2 separate regions of the Homo sapiens genome follow, and region 1 is linked to region 2. A link is an interaction called in ENCODE POLR2A ChIA-PET data of the cell type or tissue named here. Cell type or tissue: MCF 10A. All regions are shown on one strand. Links, peaks and the distances in the headings refer to the core of each region. The heading gives the core; the rest is flanking DNA.

Evidence for each region. ChIA-PET counts read pairs that join two places held together with the same protein. Peaks named below come from ENCODE experiments on the same cell type or tissue, not always from the same donor. Only the 100,000 strongest peaks of a DNase experiment are listed, where the experiment ranks them.
Region 1: POLR2A ChIA-PET joins it to region 2 with 6 read pairs; 3 of 35 experiments call an interaction of 5 or more read pairs at or near these places.

Annotation. Positions count from the first base shown.
Region 1 is chr1:224,413,837-224,421,836 of GRCh38, reverse strand. It overlaps WDR26 (WD repeat domain 26), which reads left to right. Exons shown (of 14, transcript NM_001379403.1): 5 at 2,222-2,319; 6 at 3,421-3,577. Among named protein-coding and RNA genes, the nearest start is that of WDR26, 17 kb to the left of the region's middle. In MCF 10A, for the core only: no CTCF peak of the experiment used is centred there; no DNase peak of the experiment used is centred there.
Region 2 is chr1:224,474,268-224,490,988 of GRCh38, reverse strand. It overlaps a transcript of CNIH3 not described here. Among named protein-coding and RNA genes, the nearest start is that of WDR26, 48 kb to the right of the region's middle. RefSeq lists an enhancer at 10,386-10,912. In MCF 10A, for the core only: no CTCF peak of the experiment used is centred there; DNase peaks (open chromatin) are centred at 7,598 and 8,198.

The sequences.
Region 1 (8,000 bases), core at 1-8,000, 65 kb after region 2:
TTCCAAAGTCATTGGTCTTACCCACTACCACATCTTGAAACAATAAATTCTACAGGTTTTTTTCTTGTTGTTTGAGATGGAGTCTGGCTATGTTGCTTAGACTGGTCTTGAACTCCTGTGCTCAAGCAGTCCTCCCACCTTGGCTTCCCAAAGTGCTAGGTTTACAGGCACAAGCCACCACACCTGGCCTGCTAGATGTTTTGATATGGTAGCTGACAAATTTCTTGTTCCGATTACCTTTTTTTTTGAGACAGAGTCTCTCTCCATTATCCATGCTGCAGTGTAGTGGCGCAATCTCGGCTCACTGCAACCTCCACCTCCTGGGTTCAAGCAATTCTCCTGCCTCAGCCTCCCAAGTAGCTGGGATTACAGGCATGCACCACCACGCCCAGTTAATTTTTTTTCTGTATTTTTAGTAGAGACGGGGTTTCGCCATGTTGGCCAGGCTAGTCTCGGACTCCTGACCTCAGGTGATCCTCCTGCCTCATCTCCCAAAGTGCTGGGATTACAGGCGTGCTGATTACCTTTTTAATGCGGTATCTGATTTCTTTGTCATCGGAATATCATTCACATGATGATTTTTTTCCTGCTCTTGTGTCAGAACATATAATTAGTCATATGGGTTTTATTCTGAAGCACACCATGAGTTTTTCACCTAAGGAAATGGCCCAAAGGTGGTGAGATGTGGAACTGGGATCAGAACCCAGGGTTTCTCCTTCTCAGTCCAATGTCCTTTTAGTTGTACCATGTGACTTTCTGTAAACAGAAATTCATTTAAAACTTTAAGATTTAATATGTATTTTCACAAGGACATAGAAGCAATTCTAAGTCACTTTTGTAAAATTTTAAAAATGAACATTTTAAAATATAATTATTGATAATAAACTTTGCCCAAAAAAAGTTGTTTTAGAAACAAAATATTCACAATGGCCAACTTCTGGCTGGGCACGGTGGCACACGCCTGTAATCTCAGCACTTTGGGAGGCCGAGGCGGGCGGATCACGAGGTCAGGAGATCAAGACCATCCTGGCTAACATGGTGAAACCCTGTCTCTACTAAAAATACAAAAAAACACAATAGCTAACTTCCTATAGCGTTTTTGAGTATAATTACTTACATTATTAAATAAGTTTTTTTGATCAGTTAAAGCACTATTTATGTACTAAAAATCAAGAGGAAAAGTAGTTCTGCTGTTTGGGAAGAGACTATTAAATCATTTAGATTCTAAATGAAATATGCTTTATGCAGTTAAGAAAGGGAGGGAGTGATGATACTCATGTTAACTGAGAGGTATAGCAGGTCGTAGACTAAGTACTTAAAATGCTTCATCTTCAAGAATCCTCATTACCCTATTTAATATTCTTTTTACAAGTGAGAGAAACAGATTTGTCTGGCAGAGCATGAGACAGAATAGCAGGAGAGTTACTTGCCAGGTCTAATCTCCATGTTTGAATAATACCTTCACTTCTTTTACTTTCAAAGCCCATTCTTCTGAGAAGAACCAAAACCAGGTCAGGGTCACACTCCCAGCAGGGGCCCCTCATGTATTCTCCAGAATCTGTGAACTTTAGCATTTATCCCACCTTCTGTACATACAGTGAGCAATAAAACAGTTCCCCAGTTTTGTGCTCTGGGATCTCAGTATCTTTCACAAGATGACACAAGGATGATTATCCAGTTATACTATTTTTTGAATGATGTTTATTATAAAGTCTTGAAGATATGTTCTTTGAGTTTTATTTTACTATTCAGAAGTAGTTAAGTTAGCCTAGTGGTTAAGAGCAAGTTCTACAGCTGGAATGCCTGAGTTTATATACCTACTTAGCCTCTTAACCCTAGGCCAGTTACTTAAGCTTTCTGTGCCTTGGTTTCCTCATTTATAAAAATAGAATAATAATAGTGCTTACAGGGTTGTTATAAACATTAAAGGAAGTAATATGTGTTGAGTGCTAGAACCTGCACAATAAGAGCCATATATATAATATATAACAATAACATAAGAATTTGTTCTGTTAATAGGTAATATATATATAGGTATTGTTACTTTACATTTTAGTAATTATATGCAGGTGCCATATTATATTAATGAATTGAGTCCACTGTAGAAATTTCTTGACATGTATTAGTAAGAAGCAGATAGCCAGATGGTCAGTACTTTTCAATTACATTTATTACAAAGAAATGGGTTTAATATTGGTTGCTTTCTCTGTTGTATTTTTAGGTATCTGATGTGTAGCCATGCAGAAGACCTACGTGCAAAAGCAGAATGGGAAGGCAAAGGGACAGCTTCCCGATCTAAACTATTGGATAAACTTCAGAGTAAGAGTCTTAATTTTTTATGTTGCTGTGTTTTCTCTTAGATTACAAATGGATACAGTGATCAATTAGGAAGACAGATGGGGAATATCTGGACATACTTTTATTGAGTGCTTAGAAGAGGGAGAATCCAGTTTTTCAGACTCTGTCATGGAGTCTAAGAAGCTAACCTCAGGAGTCAGTGAAAGGGCACTGGTTCCAGAGCAGCCCTTCTTTCATTTGTATTATGTGATGATGTTCCCCCTTAAGATTTTGTTTGGGGGAAAAGTACTGTGTTAAGAGAAAAAAATATGTAAACCACAGTTTTAAGTCACAAGTGCTTTAAAGATTTTGTTGATTTCAATAGTAAGGTCCAGGTTTCTTTAGGTAAATTGTTTTATTCTTCCCCAACCATGTTATGTTTATTCTAGATTGTAATGCAGGTTTCATTTTTGCTGTATTTTTATGTAAAAGATGTTCTCTCTGAAAATTATATGATTCTATAATTTTGATGTTGAAATGACAGTGACGATCCTAAGAATCACAAAGCCGTGCAGTTGGGGAGGTATAAGGGATTCAAGGATTGCAGTAGGTTGGTATGGATATCAAAACACCAGTTACTCCCTGAATTCACACAGTATCTTTGGCATTTGGAGCAATTTGTACTTGATCTTAGCCAAAAGGCCAAGAGGCGATTTTTAGAGCAGTTTGATGGGAACTAGAACTTAACCTATTGCAACATTTGCCAAAATTTTGCTATTTGTTAAGTGGAGATTTTACTTACACCTGGTCTCCTGGTACACAATAATATCTAATATTCTTTTCATTGTTGTCTTCTTTTTCTTCATTTTGTTGTTGTTATTCCTCACTTATCCTCCCTGCCCCTAGAAAATCCACATATAAAGTAAACCCCTCCCACCAAATATATCCAATTTTATGAGCAGCATAGCTATTGCTGCTGACAAATATTCGTAAAGCTCACGTATCGCATAACGCAGAACTTCTCTATTTAAGGAATAGATACTATTGGGGTAGGAACAAGTACAGCAGAAGATGAGCAAATGTCTTAAATAAAAGTTTACAGTTTATTATTATTTCTCTTTTTTAAAATATCTTCTATTAAAGCCTATTTACCACCATCAGTGATGCTTCCCCCACGGCGTTTACAGACTCTCCTGCGGCAGGCGGTGGAACTACAAAGGGATCGGTGCCTATATCACAATACCAAACTTGATAATAATCTAGATTCTGTGTCTCTGCTTATAGACCATGTTTGTAGTAGGTAAGAGGAAAACTTCCTATATTCTGAAACAGCCTAACATTTTACAAAATTTTAGTTTTCTTTTTTAGAGTCTTATCCTGTAGCTATATAACAGTTCATGTCTGATTTAGCATTTGTTCACGAGTAAAGCTGGAACTATGAAAATTGAAAATTATGAGAAATTTCTGTATGTTTACTTAGTAACCATACCTTGAGAACTGAAGTTGGGAAGCCAGTTTTTCGTTATCTATAGGTTTGGTTACTTGTTTCCTGTGTCTGACAATTTAACTATGTCCCAAATTATTTACTGCACATAAAGATCATGGTAATACTTTTTTCTTAATGAAAGTTCTGCTTTTTAGTAGAAGACAGGCTCTAAAAATGGCTAGAACAACAGCTATTAACTTATGGTTTGGGTTTTTTTTACCATGTGTACCCATGTCCATAATTTAACTTGTAAGAATTCAGGCTTCTCTTTCGACATTAGGAGTATTTTGAGTAAAAATATACCTACTATTTTAATGGTCTCTAAAATTAAAGTATAGCTTTATTTTGTTCTTGATGTTTTTGTTGGTTTCTTTTTTAGACACAGCCTCTCTGTTGCCCAGGATAGAGTGCAGTGGCATGATCATAGGCTACTATATAGCCTTAGGCTCAAGTGATCCACTCACCTCAGCCTTCTGAGTAGCTAGGACTATATAGGCATGCACTACCATGCCTGGCTAATTCTTAAGTTTTTTTGTAGAGATGGGGTCTCTTGCCCCAGCTGGTCTTGAACTTCTGGTCTCAAGCAATCGATACTTCTGCCTTGGCCTCCCAAAGCACTGGGATTACAGGCGTGAGCCTCCATGCTGGGCCTAAAGCATAGCTTTAATTTTAAGATATCGAATAACAAATTGTGAAATATTTCAGACTTCAAGAATGAAATAATTTGAATCTGGTGAACCAAACAAAAAGGAGAATAGAGAATAGCTGCAATGCATGTGCTCAGTTGCTTTTACCAGTGATATCAAAGAACTAATGAAAGTAACATAAATAAGGACAAAAACATATTAAGTATGAGGACTTTGGAATAACGAGGAACTTCTGAATAACCGTAAAAATTGTCTATATATGCATATCTCTACTGTGATATAAAATAATTTTTTACATGTGTATAAACCACTTTTGTACCTATTGAGTTTTTAACCTCACTCTCCCTACTTGAAGTACAAAAATAATAATTGTTTGAGATATTGGCCTTACTTTATCTTAAAATATTAGATTATTACTTGGTACATATCTTAAATATTCTACAAGGAAGTGATTAGAAATTTTTTCCCCTATCCCTTTTAAACTCTTTAATAATGTTCATTGACCTGCTTCTGAGGATTTAAAAATCTTTTTGTATAAAATTGAATAGCAATAGGAAGAGATAATAGATTAAAAGACTATATAGTTTCATGGTTCATAGCTCCATTCGCAGATTTGAGAACAGTGTTAAAATTAAGACGCTTGTGAACCCAAATCTTTTTTTGGTTCATAAATTTAAATATTTTGAAAGGTTGTGACTAGACATAATGGTTCAAGAGGTATCAGTACGTTAAGAGCTTGCCCTCCTGTTTGGAAACTGGAATCTATGGGAACATGACCAAAGTGTTTTAACATCTACATCAGTACCTATGAAACTAAGTGATGAAAAATACTTAATCTAACTTTTTCCAACCCTCAGGTCAGGGACCAAGCTCTCATAAGCCTGTGTAGAAAAGCAGTCCAGGCTGGGTGTGGTGGCTCACGCCTGTAATCCCAGCACTATGGGAGGCTGAGGTGGGTGGATCACGAGGTCAGGAGATTGAGACCATCCTGGCTAACATGGTGAAACCCTGTCTCTTCTAAAAATACAAAAATTAGCCGGGCGTGGTGGCAGGCGCCTGTAGTCCCAGCTACTCGGGAGGCTGAGGCAGGAGAATGGTGTGAACCCAGGAGGCGGAGCTTGCAATGAGCTGAGATCACACCACTGCACTCTAGCCTGGGCGACAGAGTGAGACTTCATCTCAGAAAAAAAAAAAAGAAAGAAAAAAGCAGTTCAGAGTTTTACAGAGGAATGAAAGCATCCTTTTTCTTCTGAAATAACCACTGATTAGAAGGTCTTCTCTGTAATCTTAAAACAAAACCTTCACTCTATGCTCCTACTTACCTCTCTTTCTCTCTCCCCCTCCACTTTAGAGCTGACTTCTTGAAATCATTGCCTACTACACATTCGCAATGTCTTTGTCCTTACTTTTCCTTCACTCTTCATATTTCTTTAGTATTAGGACCTGTGTAGCTAACATAATACCAGAATTGTAGATGTTGGTGAGAATACCTCTTTCACATTCAGTGGATATTTTCCAGCCTATATCTTCACCTTACTATAGCACTGTACTACTTTACTTTGAAACTTTTCCTTTGACTTCTAAAACATTCTAGATTCTTAGTTTAACTCCTGGCTACTCCTTAGGCTCTTCTTCTTTACCTGTCCCTTTAAGAAATACATGTTCCAGGCCGGGTGCAGTGGCTCACGCCTGTAATCCCAGTATTTGGGGGGCCGAGGCGAGTGGATCACGAGGTCGGGAGATCAAGACCATCCTGGCTAAAATGGTGTAACCCTGTCTCTACTAAAAATACAAAAAAAATAGCCGGGCATGGCGGCACACGCCTGTAGTCCCAGCTACTCAGGAGGCTGAGGCAGGAGAATCACTTGAACCTGGGAGGCAGAGGTTGCAGTGAGCAGAGATCACGCCACTGCACTCCAGCTTGGGCGACAGAGCAAGACTCCGTCTCAAAAAAAAAAAAAAAAAAAAAAAAAGAAAGAAATACGTGTTCCAGAATTGTTTCTTCCCTCATCCTTAGTTATACTTCCATGGTTCTAATGACAACTAGATACAGGCCAGAGCTACAGAATTTATCTCCTGAGCCTTAGACCTTAATGCCACAATTTGGGTTCTCAAGTACATTAAACACAGCATGTCCGAAACAGAACTTCCTTTCCCTCTCACCTATTTTTGCAAAATCTGCTTTTTCTTAAATTCCCTACCTCAGTGAAAAGCAACCATCTACCCAGTTTTCCCAAACCAGAAAACTTGGAGTCAGCCTTAGCTTTTTACTGTAGAGATTTTAAAGTCACTAAGAGAATAATGTCAGACATTACGTTATATACACAGTCTTGAGAGTGAGTTATGCCCTTTATTGCTAAACTGCAAAAATAGAACCTGAATTTACTTAGTTATTTTTTAATTAAAAAAAGTTTTTATTCAACACATGATCTTGCCCTGTAGCCCAAGTTGGAGTGCAGTGGTGCAATTATAGTTCACAGCAGCCTTGAACTCCCGTCTCAGCCTGAGCAGCTGGGGCTTCAGGTGTGGACCACCACACAGCTAATTTCAAAAAAAACTTTTTTGCTTTGTTTTTGTGTTTTCGTTGTTGTTTTGTGGTTTCTTTTTTTTGGAGATGGGGTTGCTCACTGTGTTGCCCAGGCCAATCTCAAACTCCTGGCCTCAGGTGATCCTCCCACCTTGTCCTTCCAAAGTGCTAGGGTTACAGGTATGAGCAACCATGCTGGGTCTGAACCTAAATTTAATTCCTATTATTTATCTAAAAGTCTTCAAAAGAAAAGTTGCTAATTTTTATTACTTTCTTTACTCTTTTAGAAACTAGATTTTAGCATTGGAACTAGAAAACTATTTTCGGAAATTAAATCTTAGCTTTGAAATTAAATACCCGCTTTTTTCTGGAGAATAAAGAATTATGAATAAATGAATTATTCTGATTAAAATTATTCTGATTAAAATGAATTATTCTGAATAAAAAATCCTGATGTACATTGAAAAGGTTTATTAGATTGTATACAATTTCTAGGCAGGGCATGGTGGCTCACACCTGTAATCCCAGCACTTTGGGAGGCCGAGGTGGGGAGATCACTTGAGCCCAGGAGTTTGAGACCAGCCTGGGCAACATGGCAAGACCCTGCCTCTACTAAAAATACAAAAATTAGCCGGGTGTGGTGGTGGGTGCCTGTAATCCCAGCTGCTGGGGAGGCTGAAGCAGGAGAATTGCTTGAACCCGGGAGGTAGAGATTGCAGTGAGCCGAGATCGTGCCACTGCATTCCAGCCTGGGCAACAAGCGAAACTCAGTCTCAAAAAAAAAAACAGGCCGGGCGTGGTGGCTCACGCCTGTAATCCCAGCACTTTGAGAGGCCAAAGTGGCTGGATCACGTGAGGTCAGGAGTTCGAGACCAGCCTGGCCAACTTGATGAAACCCTGTCTCTACTAAAAATACAAAAAAATCAGCCAGGTGTAGTGGTGCGCACCTGTAATCCCAGCTGCTGGGGAGGCTGAGGCAGGAGAATCACTTGAACCCAGGAGGTGGAGGTTGCAGTGAGCAGAGATCGCACCACTGCACTCCATCCTGAACAACAGAGCGAGA
Region 2 (16,721 bases), core at 4,550-12,549:
CATAGACTGCTAAGTGTTTAAACTGTGTTCAAATAAGGCAAATGCCAACCCATAGCCAATCCAGCTGTTTCTGTACTTCACTGCCAATTTCTGTATGTCATTTCTCTTTTTTTTGTCTTAAATTTGTTCTGACCATGAGGCATCCCTGGAGTCTCTCTGAACCTGCTGTGATTCTGGGAGCTGCCCGATTCGCAAATCATTCATTGCTCAGTTAAACTCCTTTAAATTTAATTCCGCTGAAGTTTCTCTTTTAACAGGCCATAAAATAATGTGACACATAAAAGTACATTACAGATATGGAGGATTTACAAGTTAAGTCTCAAACCAGAAGGCTCTGGTTTTTGAAGTCTGTAACAAGGATGTATTGGTGTATTAACATCTCTTATACATGATGTAAATAAAACAAAATTTCAAATGAGTTATAGGGAATCAGAAAAATCTCAAAACAATTTAGGAGGTCAAATCTGCATGCGAGAAAAGAACTTGACCATAAAGAAAAACTGTGAAAACACGACTAAACTAATACCCTCCTGGGCCACATCCCATGGGGGAGCAGAGGGAGAAAACCACTTTGCACCCAGAGACAAAACAAAACACAAAAACCAGGATTACTCTCTATAATTCTAGTCCCCAAAATATGAAACCCTGAACCATTCCTGTAGTGACTCCCTAACAAAAACATCTCTATCCCTAACTTTTGCAATGCTAATGCCTGAAGATATGTCTCAACCTTTGTAAATATTAATATCACACAAGAAAAACACCGGTTTTCCACCATAAACAGTAAACTCAGTGATTTGGTAATTTTTTCCTTTAAATACTTGTTGCATTTTTTATTGGATGAGCCTGTCTTTCTAAAGCCTGGATTCCCTTGCAACACTCACTACAAATAAAGTTGCTTTCTCTTCTAAATGCTTTTGTCTGAGTCTTTGATAGTAACTTGCTTACTTGTCCCTATTTTTTTGGTCCTACATACCTATTGCTATGATCTGAATGTTTGTGTCCCACTGAAATACATATGTTGAAAACTTAATCCCTAGTGTGACGATTAGGCAATTAGGTCATGAGGGTGGGGTCCTCATCAATGGGATTAGTGCCAAGAACTGCCTTGCCCCCTTTCAACACGTGAGGACCCAGCAAGAAGACACCATCTACAAGAAATCAGGCTCTCACAAGACACCAAAGCTGCTGGCATATTGACTTTGGACTTCCCAGCCTCCAGCACCGAAAAATCAATGTTTGTTGTTTACAAGCTGCCCAGTCTATGGTGTTTTGTTACAGCAGCCCAAATGGACTAAGACACCTGCTCCCAGTCATGGCCATGTATTAATAGCTCCTATCAGACCAATGTTCTCACAGATAACAACAGTGAGCTCTGGACAGAAAATAAAAACATCTTTCTAAAGTCACAAAAGAGCAACCGAAAGTAGGTAGATGCTGGAGGGGAGTGGACATTTGAAAGAGGGGAAAAGCACTAAGGGAGCATCCCATTTTTACGGCTTTTATCCTGAGGGAAAGCCCCCAAATGGCACTATGCAGGGCAGCTAAAAGTCAGAAAAAAAAACCAAAGTCTTACTGGTGTGAACCAAAGGATGGGATGTGAGGGAAATATAGATGCTGGAAAGCAAAGTGGGGGAAATCCTGAAAGGGAGAGGGCCAGAAAGGGGGAGCCCCAAATTGTGTATATAAATTCTGACCAACTGTCCAGCTGATGCTGGAACCACATGTGTGTGAGTCAGACTTGAAGAATAAAAGACCTGAGCAGAAATGTGAGCTACCACTCACAGCAGGGAAGATAAAGTTTAGCATTTGAATTCAGCCAAGTTAACTGCCTACCATTAAAAAAAAGAAGAAAAATACTCTTCAGAGAAACATAGCAGAACTCAGAATCTCTGCAATGTATTGACAATGTTCAGGATACAGTTCAAAATTATTCAATATTCAAAGAAACAGGAAGACACTACTCATATCAAGAAAAAGAATAAAATCAATGAAGATCAACCCTGAAATGATTCATACATTGGAATTAGTAGACAGGGTTATATGAAACAATTATTACAACTAAGCTCAAGGACTTAAAGGAAAATGCGCTTGGGAAATACACTTGTTAATAAATGAAAAAATAGGAATTGTCAGCAGGTAAATAGAAACTCTAAAAAATAACTAAATAGAAATTATAGAACTGAAAAACACATCTAAAATTTAAAAATTACTAGATAGGGGCCAGGCATGATGGCTCATGCCTATAATCCAAGCATTTTGGAAAGACGGGGCAGGAGGATTGCTTGAAGCCAGGTGTTTGAGACTAGTCTGGGTGACATAGAGAAACCTAGTCTCTACAACAAATTTTGAAAAATTAGCCGGGCATGGTGGCACATGTCTGTAGTTCTTGCAGTCCTATTCAGGAGGCTGAGGCAGTAGCATTGCTTGAGCCCAGGAGCTCGAGGCTATAATGAGCTATGATTGTGCCACTGCACTCCAGCATGCATGACAAAGCAAGACTCTGTTCCCCCCCACCCCCCAAAAAAAAATTACTGAATGGGCTTAACAGCAGAATAAAGATATAGAAGAAAGCGTCAGTGAACTTGAAGATTGATTAACAGATAGATAAATTATCTAATTTAAAGATCAGAGCGAAAAAAGATGGGAAAAAAAATTGACAGAGCTTCAGGAACCTGTGGGCCCTTATCAAAAGATTTAACGTAAGTACAATTGGAGTACCAAAAGGAGTGAAATAGAATGGGGTAGCCAAAACACTCAAGGAAATAATAGCCAAACTCTTCTCAAAATTGCTATGGCCCCATTTAGAGTGCAAGCTTAATAAAAGCCAGGATTTTTGACTTATACCTCTTTAGTAGCTCGTATCATATCATACCTAACAAGGTTAGGTCACATACTAGATTCTCAACTAGTATCAACTTATATATTCAGCATCAAAAATAATTATTTACTGAGTGCCTGCTATGTGTAAAGCACCAGGAATGGTGTAGAGACACAAACATGCCCTGTGCTTAATGAAAGAATAGGGTTTTCAAAAAGATTAAGAGAAAGAAGATTTATTGTTTCTTTTTAAAGAAACAATAAAGAAGGAAAGGGTTTTTAAAGAAGGAAAGGGTTTCCAATGGCCTCTGTTTTTTACTCTTTCCTAGGTAATTCATCATGATTTGATCTAACTTGCTTATGGCGATCCCTGCTAAAAGGAGAATGTAACATTGTGATCCAGAGTGAGAAGGGATGTCATATCAGTAGGCCATAGTTACAGGTACATCCTTCCAGAACCGCTTCAAATAGCGCTTTTCTCACCTAACTGTTTAGAACAGAAAGGGAAGCTTCTTCTATACAATTTTCACTGTTTTTGCTTGAAGTTGCCTTTACCTTTTAGGCAGAACTTACATCCTTTAAATAGCTGCAGATGATAGCTGTAACTATGACATATTTTTATCAGTCAGTAAAATATGGAGGGAAACAGCTGAGAAAAACCATTTCTCCACTTTGGGGAGAAAATACAGAAGTGTGTATACCTCTCCAGAACCTAGAGGGTAAAAGATCAAAAGGAATATGTGTGTGTGAGAGAGAGAGGAACAGAAAGACAGAAGGAGGAAGGGCTCCTAACATTCCTTTCTCTGTGTGAATTCTTGAAGCACTTCTCTCCATCTGTTTACAAACTGTCCACTAATAGTCTACGATTCTGAGAACCAACCTGTCTACAAATAAACTCAGTAAAAATATCACAGCTGGTGTTTTGGTTGTACTGGTCTGATAGGCTCACCTCAAATATGATTGTAAATGTAAGGACATGGTTTCAGGCACAAAGCCTGAAACTATATGCCTGGAATCATAAATTTAGTAAATCCCCTTGAAATGAGCTGCTGAGAATGTCTTATTTCTGTTAGAAAATAGAATTCTCCCATAAAGATATAAGCAGAAATTAGATTTTGGTATGTTTACAGGAGACTCTGGGTCTAGGATGTGACATTTATGAGTTTGGTTATAGATCTGTCACTGGCTCTTTACGTGACTTTCGTCAGTGTTTTAGTCCATCCGGAGCCTGTTTAGTCAGCCGACCTGGGGATAATACTCTTTGCTATCCTTTTCACAGCAATGCTGCATCTGTCATAATCATAATAGATATCACTTATTGCGTTAGTACTGTGCATCAGGCACTGTGATAAGCACTCTACTTGCATTATTTCTAATCCAAACAATCATCTTGAAGGTAGTGTTATTCAATTTGCAGATGACAATACTGAATCTCATAGAGTTTTAGCAACCTTTAAAAAGCTGCACCAACTAGTGAGGTGTGATGCCAGGATTCTATCAGGTGCCTCTTACTACATGATGCTAGTTTGCTTTTATTCACTTGGCATAGTTGATATAGAAAGAGCATTCTAGGTATGTATACGTATATATTCATGTATATATAGGCATATAAGTGTATGTGTGTATACAGGAAAAAAACTTAGTGATTACATTCAAGGAATATAAACCTAGATGAAAGATGAAATATGGCCCAAATCATCTAGAGAGTATAAACAAAACACAGTGAAAGCTACAGGCTGCACTTAAGGACTATGCATAAAACACAAAGTGGCTCATGCCTGTAATCCCAGCACTTTGGGAGGCAGAGGCAGGAGGACTGCTTGAGCCCAGGAGTTTGAGAACAGCCTGGGTAACATGGCAAGGCCCTATCTCCACAAAAAAAAAACCCCACAAAAATTAGCTGGGCATGGTGGCATGCCCCTGTAGTCCCAGCTTCTGGGGAGGCTGAGGTGGGAGGATCGTTTGAGCAGAGGAGTTGGAGGCTGCAGTAAGCCGTGATCACACCATTGCATTTCAGCCTGAGCAACAGAGCCAGACCCTGTCTCAAAACACAAAAAATACAAAGTAAAAGAATATTTGAGATGCCTGTGGTAACCCCTGGAAATCACTGGAGACTGATAGTTTTCATATCGTATGCATCCTCACCTGGATAATAAACCACCTCAAAGGGAAAGCGTCCCTTCCATATGACTGACAAGATAAAAAAAGTTGTGCATTCCCTACTGCATGATTTCTAATGTAACTTGAAAACAAGTTCCCAGTGTTCCCAAATCAGAAGCATTAGAAAACTGAAGTTTTACAAGTTGATGATTGTGGATGGATACATGGGAATTCATTGTATCAGTCTATTTTTCTTTGCACGCTTAAAATTTTCCATAATTAAAGTTTTAAAAGAAAGAAGAGGGCTGGGCATCCTGGCTCATGCTAGTAATCCTAGCACTTTGGGAGCTGGAGACAGGACAAGCCTGCACAACATAGTGAGATTCTATCTCTACAAAATTTGTTTTAAATTAGCCAGGCATTGTGGCACCATCTGTGGTCCCAGCTACTTGGGAGGCTGAGGCAACAGGATTGCTTGGGCCCAGGAGTTCAAGGCTGTGGTGAACAATGATCACGCCACTGCACTCCAGCCTGGGTGACAGAATCAGACCCTGTCTCTAAAAAATAAAGGGGGGCGGTGGTGGGGTGAGGTGAGGGGAAGGAAAGAAGGTGTGGGAAAAGAAAGAGAAAGAAACATAGCAGTCTACCTGGAATGGAAGAAGGCTGATGCCTAGAAACAAAAGAGAAACTCTGAAAGAATAAATGACCTACAAAGGAGCTTCTCTTCTATTGGTCAGTAGTTGTAGTGTTTTAGGAGGAGAAAGCTCAGTGAAGAAAAGGAAAGATCTTCCTGTTAAAACCTGAGTTCTTACCTGTAAGGGATTCTGAATAACCAAGAAAAGCTACCATCTTGGAAGGTGCACCCAGTGGCCCAATATGGAGAAGCAGAGAGTGACTATATAAGTTTATGAACGAAGGGCAGGTATGTAACAGAGGGCTGTTTCCAATAAACTCAACTACATCCCAAAATAAAGCTCAAAAATATTAGTAGGAATGTAAAAATGCCCAGCACTCAATATGCTGAAATTGACAATGTCTGGCATACAATCAAAGATAGATACCAAGAAACAGGAAAACTGACCCTTGGTGAGGAGAAAGATCAGTCAAGATAAACTGACCCAGAACTGATCCATCTGTTAGAATTCACAGTCAATGACATAAAAAATAATCATTACAACTATATTATATATGTTCAAAAGTTAAGTAAATACATGAAAGATATTTTTTGAAGACTCTTATCAAACTTCTAGAGATTAAAACTATAAAATCTGAGATAAAAATACATTGCTGGGATTAACGGCAAAGTAGATACTGCAGAAGAAAAGATGAGTGAACTTGAAGACATCAACACAAAATATCCAAGATGAAACACAGAGAAGAGCATCCATGAGTTGTAAGCAGCCTAATATACATGCAACTGGAGTTCCCAAAAGGTAGGAGAGATGGGGACATAAAAATATTTGAAGAAGTAATGGCTAAAATTTGGGTGAATTTTATAAAATTTATAAATTTGATAAAACTACAAAGTCACAGATACAAGAAGCTTCATGAATCCCAACATGAAGAAAACAACACCAACACATATCATAGTCAATGTGCTCAAAACTGGTGATAAAGAGAAAAATCTTTTTTTTTTTTTTAAACAGAGTCTCGCTCTGTCACCCAGGCTGGAGTGCAGTGGCGTGATCTCGGCTCACTGCAAGCTCCGCCTCCCAGGTTCGTGCCATTCTCCTGCCTCAGCCGCCCCAGTAGCTGGGACTACAGGTGCCCACTACCGCGCCCGGCTAATTTTTTGTATTTTTAGTATAGACAGGGTTTCACCGTGTTAGCCAGGATGGTTTCGATCTCCTGACCTCGTGATCTGCCCGCCTCGGCCTCCCAATTTTTTTTTTTTTTTGAGACAGAGTTTTGCTCTTGTTGCCCAGGCTAGAGTGCAATGGTGCGATCTCCGCTCACTGCAACCTCCACTTCTTGGGTTCAATCAATTCTCCTGCCTCAGCCTCCAGAGTAGCTGGGATTACAGGCACGCGCCACCACACCCGGCTAATTTTTGTATTTTTAGTAGAGACGGGGTTTCACCATGTTGGTCAGGCTAGTCTCGAACTCCTGATTTCAGGGGATCCACCCATCTTGGCCTCCCAAAGTGCTGGGATTACAGGCGTGAGCCAACGCACCCAGCCAAGGGAAAAATCTTAAAAGTAGTTAGAAAAAAACTACATACATGCAAATTTCTTATCAGAAAAAATGCAAGCAGGGGAGGAGGCAGACCAAGGTTGCAGAATAGAAGCGTTTACTGATTGTCATCCCCCACAGGAACACCAAATTTAACAACTATTTACACAAAAAAGCACCTTCATAAGAACCAAAAATCAGCCGGGTGTGGTGGCTCACACCTGTAATCCCAGAACTTTGGGATGCCAAGGTGGGCGGATCACTTGAGGTCAGGAGTTTTGAGACCAGCCTGGCCAACATAGTGAGACCTCGTCTCTACTAAAAAAAAAAAATACAAAAATTAGCCGGGTGTGGTGGCATGTGCCTATAAATCCCAGCTACTCAGGAGGCCGAGGCATGAGAATCACTTGAACTGGGGAGGCGGAGGTTGCGGTGAGCCAAGATTACGCCACTGCATTCCAGCGTGGACAACAGAGCAAGACTCTGTCTAAAAAAAAAAAAAAAAATCAGGTGAGCAATCACACTACCTGTTTTATGTTTTTGTTTTGAGACAGAGTCTTACTCTGTCACCCAGACTGGAGTGCAGTGCTGCAATCTCAGCTCACTGCAACCTTCACCTGCCAAGTTCAAGCAATTCTTGTGCCTCAGCCTCCTGAGTAGCTAGGATTACAGGCACCCACCATTATGCCCAACTAATTTCACAGTACCTGGTTTTAACTTCATATCACTCAAAGAGGCACTGGAGAGGGTAGGAAAGACAGTTTTGAATTGCCAACACCATCCCTCCCCATTCCCCTGCCAGTGGTCAGCTGTGTGGCACAGAGAGAGAATCTGTGTGCTTAAGGAAGGGAGAGTGCATTGATTGTGAGATTTTGCACTGGAATGCAGTACTGCCAACACTGGGCAGAACTCAGCCAGGGCCCAAGGAGGGATGATTTAGATCAACCCTAGCCAGAGGGGAATCGCCCACTCCACTGGTCAGAACTTGAATTTCAGCAAGCCTTGTCACCGCAGGCTAACGTGCTCTGAGCCCTAAATTAACTTGAAAGACTGTCTAGGCCATAAAGAGTACAACTCCTAGATGACTTCTAGTGCTGTGCTGGGCTCAGAGCCAAAGGACCTGAGGAGCACACGACCTAATGAGACACCAGCTGAGGTGGCTAAGGGAGTGCTTGCATCACCTCTCCCCCAAAACTAGGTAGTACAGCTCACAGCTCCAAAAGTGACCCCTTCCTTCTGCTTGAGGAGAGGAGAGGAAAGAGTAAAGAAGACTTTGTTTTGCAACTTGGATATGAGCACAGCTACAGAAAGATAGGGCACTGGGCAGAGTCATGAAGCCCCCATTCTAGGGCCTAGCTCCTAAACAACATTTCTAGACACACCCTAGGCCAGAAGGGAGCCCGCTACCTTGAAGGGAAGGTCCTATTCCTGATAGGATTTATCATCTGCTGACTAAAGAGCCCTTGAGCCCTGAATAATCAGCAGTGGTAATCAGGTAGTACATACTGAGGGCCTTGGGTTAGACTCGGACATGCTGGCTTCAGTTGTGACCCCGCACATTCACAGCTGTGGTCGCTACGAGGAGAGAACCCTTCTGCTTGAGAAAAGCAGAGGAAAGAATAAAGAGGACTCTGTCTGGAGCTTAGGTACCAGCTTCGCTACAGTGGGGAAGAGCACCAACCAGGCTCTTGGGGTCCCTGATTCCAAACTTCAGTTCTTGAACAGCATCTCTAGACCTATCCTGGGCCAGAGGGGAACCCACTGCCCTGAAGGGTGAGTCCCAGGCTTGAGAGCATTCAACACAAGCTGACTGAACAGCCTTGGGCCTTAAATGAACATCCGCAGTATCCTAGCACTGCTCCCCATGGGCCTGTAGTGGTGCATGAGGAGAGACTCCTCTGCCTGCTGGGGAAAGGAGAGGGAAGAGTGGAAAAGACTCGTTCCAGTGGATTTGGTGCCAGCTCAGCCACAGTAGAATAGAGCACCAGGTAGATTTCTAAGGCTCTGAACCCTGGACAGCATCTTTGGACCCATCCAAGGCCCAAGGGAACTCACCGCTCTTAAGGGGAGTATACAAGTTTGACTGGCTTCACCACCTGCTGAGTGTAGAGCCCTAGGGCCTTCAGCAAACATAGGCAGTAGCCAGGTAGTGGTTACAGCAGGCCTAGGGCAAGACCCAGTGGTGTGCTGGCTTCAAGTTTGACCCAGTGCAATCCCAGTGGTGGTGGCCACAGGGATACTTGTGTCACCCCTTCCCCAGCTCCAGGTATCTCAGCACAGAGAGAGAAACTCTTTGGGAGAATTTAAGGGAAGAGAAGAAGAGTCTCTACCTGGTAATCTAGAGAATTCTTCTAGATTTTATCCAAGACCACAAGGTTATACCTCTATGAGTCTGCAAGAGCCACAGTGTTACTGGGCTTGAGGTACCCCCTAATGCAGCTATGGCTGCGCTGACCAAAAACTTAGATCACAACACTCAAGTCCCTTCAAATACCTGGAAAGCCTTTCCAAGAAGGATGGGTACAAACAAGCCCAGACTGCAAAGATCACAATAAATAGCTAACTCTTCAGTGCCTAGACACTGATTGATATGGTTTGGCTGTGTTCCCACCTAAATCTCATCTTGAATTCCCACATGTTGTAGGAGGGACCTGGTGGAAGGTAACTGAATCATAGGGGCAGGTCTTTCCCATACTGTTCTCATGATAGTGAGTAAGTCTCATGAGATCTGATGGTTATGATAAGGAGGAGTTTTCCCCCACAAGCTCTTTTCTTTGCCTGCTGCCATCCATGTAAGATGTGACTTGCTGCTCCTCGCCTTCTGCGATGATTGTCACCCCTCCCCAGGCACGTGGAACTGTAAGTCCAATAAACCTCTTTCTTTTGTAAATTGCCCAGTCTCATGTATGTCTTTATCAGCAGCATGAAAATAAACTAATACAGTAAATTGGTACCAGTAGAGTGAGGCATTGCTGAAAAGATACCAAAAAAAATATGGAAGCAACTTTGGACCTAACAGGCAGAGGTTGGAACAGTTTGAAGGTCTCAGAAGACAGGAAAATGTGGGAAAGTTTGGAACTTCCTCAGAGACTTGTTGAATGGCTTTGACCAAAAGCCTAATAGTGATATGGACAATAAGGTCCAGGCTGAGGTGGTCTCAGATGGAGATGGGGAACTTGTCGGGAACTGGGGCAAAAATGACTCTTGTTATGTTTTAGCAGAGACTGGCAGCATTTCGCCCCTGCCCTAGAGATTTTTGGAACTTTGAATTTGAGAGAGATGATTTAGGGTATCTGGCAGAAGAAATTTCTAAGCAGCAAAGCATTCAAGAGGTGACTTGGGTGCTGTTAAAGGCACTCAGTTTTATAAGGGAAGCAGAGCATAAAAGTTCAGAAAATTTGCAGCCTGGCAATGTGATAGAAAAGAAAAACCCATTTTCTGAGGACAGATTGAAGCTGGCTGCAGAAATTTGCACAAGTGAGGAGAAGCCTAATGTTAATCCCCAAGACAATGGGGAAAATGCCTCCAGGGCATGTCAGAGGTCTTCACAGCAGCCCCTCCCATCACAGGCCCAGAGGCCTAGGAGAAAATGGTTTCAGGGGCCAGGCCCAGAGTCCCGTGCTGTGTGCGGTCTAGGGACTTGGTGCTGTGTGTCCCAGCCACTTCAGCCGTGACTAAAAGGGGCTAAGGTACAGCTCAGGCTGTTGCTTCAGAGGGTGGAAGCCCTAAGCCTTGGCAGCTTCCACATGGTGTTGAGCCTACGGGTGCGCAGAAGTCAAAGAACTGAGATTTGGGAACCTCCACCTAGATTTCAGAAGATGTATGGAAAGACCTGGATACCCAGACAGAAGTTTGCAGCAGGGACAGGGCCCTCATAGAGAACCACTGTTAGGGCAGTGCAGAAGGGAAATGTGGGGTCGAAGCCCCCACACAGAGTCTCTACTGGGGCAGCACCTAGTGAAGTTGTGAAAATAGGGCCGCTGTCCTCCAGACCCCCAAATGGTAGATCCACTGACAGCTTGCAGCATGTGCCTGGAAAAGCCACAGACACTTAATGCCAGCCCATGAAAGCAGCCAGGAGGGAGGCTGAACCCTGCAAAGCCACAGGGATGGAGCTGCCCAAGACCATAGGAACCCATCTCTTGCATCAGTGTGACCTGCATGTGAGACATGGAGTTAAAGGAGATCATTTTGGAGATTTAAGATTTGACTGCCCTGCTGGATTTCAGACTTGCATGGGGCCTGTAGCCCCTTTGTTTTGGCCAATGTCTCCTATTTGGAATGGCTATATTTATCCAATGCCTGTAACCCCATTGTAATTAGGAACTAACTTGCTTTTGATTTAACAGGCTCATAGGTGGAAGGGACTTGCCTTGTCTTAGAAGAGACTTGGGACTGTGGACTTTTGAGTTAATGCTGAAATGAGTTAAGACTTTGGGGGACTGCCGGGCGCAGTGGCTCACGCCTGTAATCCCAGCACTTTGGGAGGCCAAGGCGGGCAGATCACTTGAGGTCAGGAGTTTGAGACCAGCCTGACCAACGTGGAGAAACTCCGTCTCTACTAAAAAATATAAAATTAGCCGGGCGTGGTGACGCATGCCTCTAATCCCAGCTACTTGGGAGGCTGAGGCAGGAGAATCACTTTAACCTGGGAGGCAGAGGTTGCAGTGAGCCGAGATTGCGCCATTGCACTCCAGCTTGGGCAACAAGTGTGAAACTCTGTCTCAAAAAAAAAAAAAAAAAAAAAAAAAAGACTTTGGGGGACTGCTGGGAAGGCATGATTGGTTTGGGAATGTGAAAACATCAGATTTGGGAGGGGCCAGGGAGGGAATGATAACAGTTTGGCTGTGTCCCCACCAAAATCTCAGCTTGAATTCCCACATGTTGTAGGAGGGATCCAGTGGGAGGTAATTGAATCATGCGGGCAGGTCTTTCCCATGCCGTTCTTGTGACAGTAAGTCTCACCAGATCTGATGGTTATTATAAGGGGGAGTTTTTCTGCACAAGCTCTTTTTTGCCTGCCACCATCCACATAAGATGTGACTTGCTGCTGCTCCTTGCCTTCTGCCATGATTGTGAACCCTCCCCAGCCATGTGGAACTTTAAGTCCAATAAAACTCTTTCTTTTGTAAATTGCCCAGTCTTAGGTATGTCTTTATCAGCAGCATGAAAACAGAGTAATACACTGATGAACATCCACAAACATCAAGACTATCCAGGACCTCAGCAAACGAACTAAATAAGGTACCAGGAACCAATCCCAGAGAGACAGAGATATGTGACCTTTCAGACGGAATTCAAAATATCTGTTTAGAGAAAACTCAAAGAAATTCAAGATAATACAGAAAATGTATTCAGAATCCTATCCCATAAATTTAACAAAAATTGAAATAATTAAAAATAAGCAGAAATTATGGAGTTAAAAAATGCAATGATCTACTGAAGAATGCATCAGAATCTCTTAATAGCAGAACTGATCAAGCAGAAAAAAGAATCCGTAAGCTTGAGAAGAAGCTATTTGAAAATACACGGAGGAGACAAAATAAAAAAGAATGAAGCATGCCTACAAGATCTAGAAAATAACCTCAAAAGGGCAAATCTAAGAGTTATTGGCCTTAAAGAGAAGGTAGAAAAAGAGATGGGGGTAGAAAGTTTATTCAAGATGATAATAACAGAGAACTTCCAAAACCTAGAGAAAGATAACAATATTCAAGTACAAAAAGGTTGTAGAAAACCAAGCATATTTAACCCAAAGAAGACTACATCAAGGCATTTAATAATCAAACTCCCAAAGGTCAAGGAAAAAGAAAGGATTCTAAAAGCAGCCAGAGAATAGAAACAAATAACATACAATGGCAATATGTCTGGCAGCAGACTTTTCAGTGGAAACATTACAGGCCAGGAGAGAGTGGTATGACATATTTAAAGTGCTAAAGGGAAAAACTTTTACTCTAAAATAGTATATCTGGAAAAAAAAATCCTTCAAACATAAAGGAGAAATAAAGACTTTCCCAGACAAACAAAAACTAAGGGATTTCATCAATACCAGACCCTTCCTACAAGAAATGCTAAAGGGAGTTCTGCAGCCTGAAAGGAAAAGACATTAATAAGCAATAAGAAATTATCTGAAGGTACAAAACTCTCTGGTAACAGTAAGCACACAGAAAAACACAGAATGTCATTAACACTGTAATTGTGGTATGTAAACTACTCATATCTTAAGTAGAAAGACGAAAAGATGAACTGATCAACAAAAATAACTAAAACAACTTTCATGACATAGACAGTATAATAAAATATAAACAACAATAAGTTAAAATGCAGGAAGACAAAGTTAAAGTGTAGAGTTTTTATTAATTTTGGGGGTTTTGTTCATTTGTTTTTTGCTTGTTTGTTTATGCAGGCAGCATTGTCATCAGTTTAAAATAATGGGTTTGTGGGCATTTCAGTTACTCCATCTAAACTATAGGACTGGATTTGGGGTTCTCCAATATAAGCAGGCAGAAGAATCTCCTAAAGAATTTGTTTGAAATTCAGAATTCGACTTAGGAGATTAAGATGGTGGATACGAGGAAAGACTAGCTTGCGCGTCCCACTCAGATGGACAGAACAGCATGTGGAGACTCACATCGTGAACTTTTGCTCCAAGAACTACCATAGGAACATACCAAGAAAGCCGAAAGAATCCACACACCCTTTGAAGGAACTTCATCACCCCTGCAGGCTCCCTGAGATGCCAAAAAACTGTGAGTCCGCTTGCTTTCTCAATGGGGAGGCTCATGGGGAGGCTGCTTGCTTTCTCAATGGGGCAAGTTCTCAGCCCTGGTCACCAGCTGCTTAGAAATAAACTTGGTGCTGTTGCAGGGGCATGGTGGGAGTAAGATCAGCTTTAGGACTGTGGGCTGCTTGGGAGCAGGGTGAGGCCTGTAACTGCCGGCTTTCCCCCAGTTCCCTAGCAACCTGTACCTCGCATCTCAAAACTAACATTGAATGTAAATGTCCTAAACACTCCACCTAAAAGACACAGAATGTTCTTTTTGCTTAGGATAGCTTTGGCTATTCCAGGTCTTTTGTGGTTTCATATAAATTTTAGGATTTTTTTTTCTATTTCTGTGAAGAATATCATTGGTATTTTGATAGAGATTGCATTGACTCTGTAGATTGCTTTGGGTGGTATGGATATTTTAATAATATTGATTCTTCCAGTCCATGAACATGGACTATCTTACCAGTTTTTGGTGTCTTCTTCAGTTTCTTGCATCAGTGTTTTATAGTTTTCATTGTAGAAATCTTTCACTTATTTGGTTAAATCCTAAGTATTTAACCCATTTCCTATTCAGACAAAAAAAGTGCAGCTCGCTGCCAGTGCTCATTTCTCAGGGCAAATGGGTAATGGGTTAAATTTATTTGTAGCTATTGTAAATGGTATTACTTTCTTGATTTCTTTTTCAGATTGTTCACTGTTGGCATATAGAAATGCTACTGATTTTTGTATGATGATTTTGTATCCTGAAACTTTACTAAATTTGTTTACCAGTTCTGATAGTTTTCTTAGTGGAGTCTTTAGGTTTTTCTGAATATTAGATGTATTATCTGCAAACAAGGCTAATTTGACTTCCTCCTTCAATTCTGATGTCCTTTATTTCTTTCTCTTGTCTGTTTGCTCCAGTTAGGACTTGAATAACAGTGGTGAAAGTGGGCATCCTTGTCTTGTTCCAGATATTTGAGGAAATGCTTTCAGTTTTCTACTTTAAGTATGATATTAGCTGTGGGTCTGTCCTAGATGGCTTTTATTGTATTGAGGTATGTTCCTTTAATACCCACTTTTTTGGAGGATTTTTATCATGAAGGGATGTTGAATTTTTTCGAATGCTTTTTCAGCATCAACTTAAATGATCATATAGTTTTTGTCCTTCATTCTGTTGATATGATGTATCACACTGACTGATTTGCATATGTTGAAACATCCTTGCATCCCTGGGATAAACCCCACTTGGTAATGATGAATGCTTTTTTTAATGTGTTGTTGAATTTGGTTTTCTACTATTTTGTTGAGGATTTTTGCATCAATGTTCATGAGGAATATTGGCCTGTAGTTTTCTTTTATTGGTGAGGCTTTGTCTAGTTTACTGGTAATACTGGCCTCATAGTGCATAGTTTACAAGTATTAGGTTTACAAGTATTCCCTCTTCCTCTATTTTTTGGAATCATTTGAGCAGGGTTGGTATTATCAGTTTTAAAATATTTGGTAAAATTCAGCAGTGAAGCCATCAGGTTCCAGGCTTTTCTTTGCTGACGAAATTTTTATTATGGCTTCAATCTCATCACTTGTTATTTGCCTGTTCAGGTTTTGGATTTCTTCATGGTTCAGTCTTGGTAGGTTGTATGTATCTAGGAATTTATCTGTTTCTTCTAGACTTTCCAATTTATTAGCATATAATTGCTCATAGCCACTAATCATCCTTTGAATTTGGCAGTATCCGTTGTAATGTCTCCCTTGTCATCTCTGATTTTCTTTTCTTTTCTTTTCTTTTTTTTTTTGAGATGGAGTCTCGCTCTGTCGCCCCGGCTGGACTGCAGTGGCGCAATCTCGGTTCACTGCAAGCTCCGCCTCCTGGGTTCATGCCCTTCTCCTGCCTCAGCCTCCCGAGTAGCTGGGACTACAGGCGCATGCAGCCACGACCAGCTAATTTTCTGTAGTTTTAGTAAAGACGGGGTTTCACCATGTTAGCCAGGATTGTGTTGATCTCCTGACCGTGATCCGCCCGCCTCTACCTTCCAAAGTGCTGGGATTACAGGCTGAGCCACCGCGCCCAGCCTCTGATTTTCTTTTTTTTTTTTCTTTTTTTTTTGAGATGGAGTCTCCTTCTGTCGCTCAGGCTGGAGTGCAGTGGCACGATCTCGACTCACTGCAAGCCCCGCCTCCCGGGTTCACGCCATTCTCCTGCCTCAGCCTCCCAAGTAGCTGGGACTACAGGCGCCCGCCCACTGCCACGACCGGCTTTTTTTTATTTTTATTTTTTTGTATTTTTTAGTAGAGACGGGGTTTCACCGTGTTAGTCAGGATGGTCTCGATCTCCTGACCTTGTGATCTGCCCGCCTTGGCCTCCCAAAGTGCTGGGATTACAGGCGTGAGCCACCGGCCCGGGCTCCGATTTCCCTTATTTGGGCCTTCTTTCTTTTTTTCTTAGTCTGGATAAAGGTTTGTCAATTTTATCTTTTCAGAAAACCAACTTTTTGTTTCATTGATCTTTTGTATTGTTTTCTTCATTTCAATCTCACTTATTTCTGCTCTGATCTTTATTATTTCTTTTCTTCTACTTATTTTGGGTTTGGTTTGCTCTTGCTTTTCTAATTCTTCAAGATACATCATTATATCGTTTATTTGAAGTTTTTCTTCTTTTTTGATGTAGGCACTGATACCCATAAACTTCCCTTTTTTGATGTATGTCATAGTTTTTGGTATGTTGTGTTTCCACTATCATTTGTTTCAAGAAAACTTTTTCTTGAAAAACTTTTTTTTTTTTTTTTTGAGGCGAAGTTTTGCTCTTGCTGCCCAGGCTGTAATGCAATGGCACAATCTCGGCTCACCGCAACCTCTGCCTCCTGGGTGCAAGTGATTCTTCTGC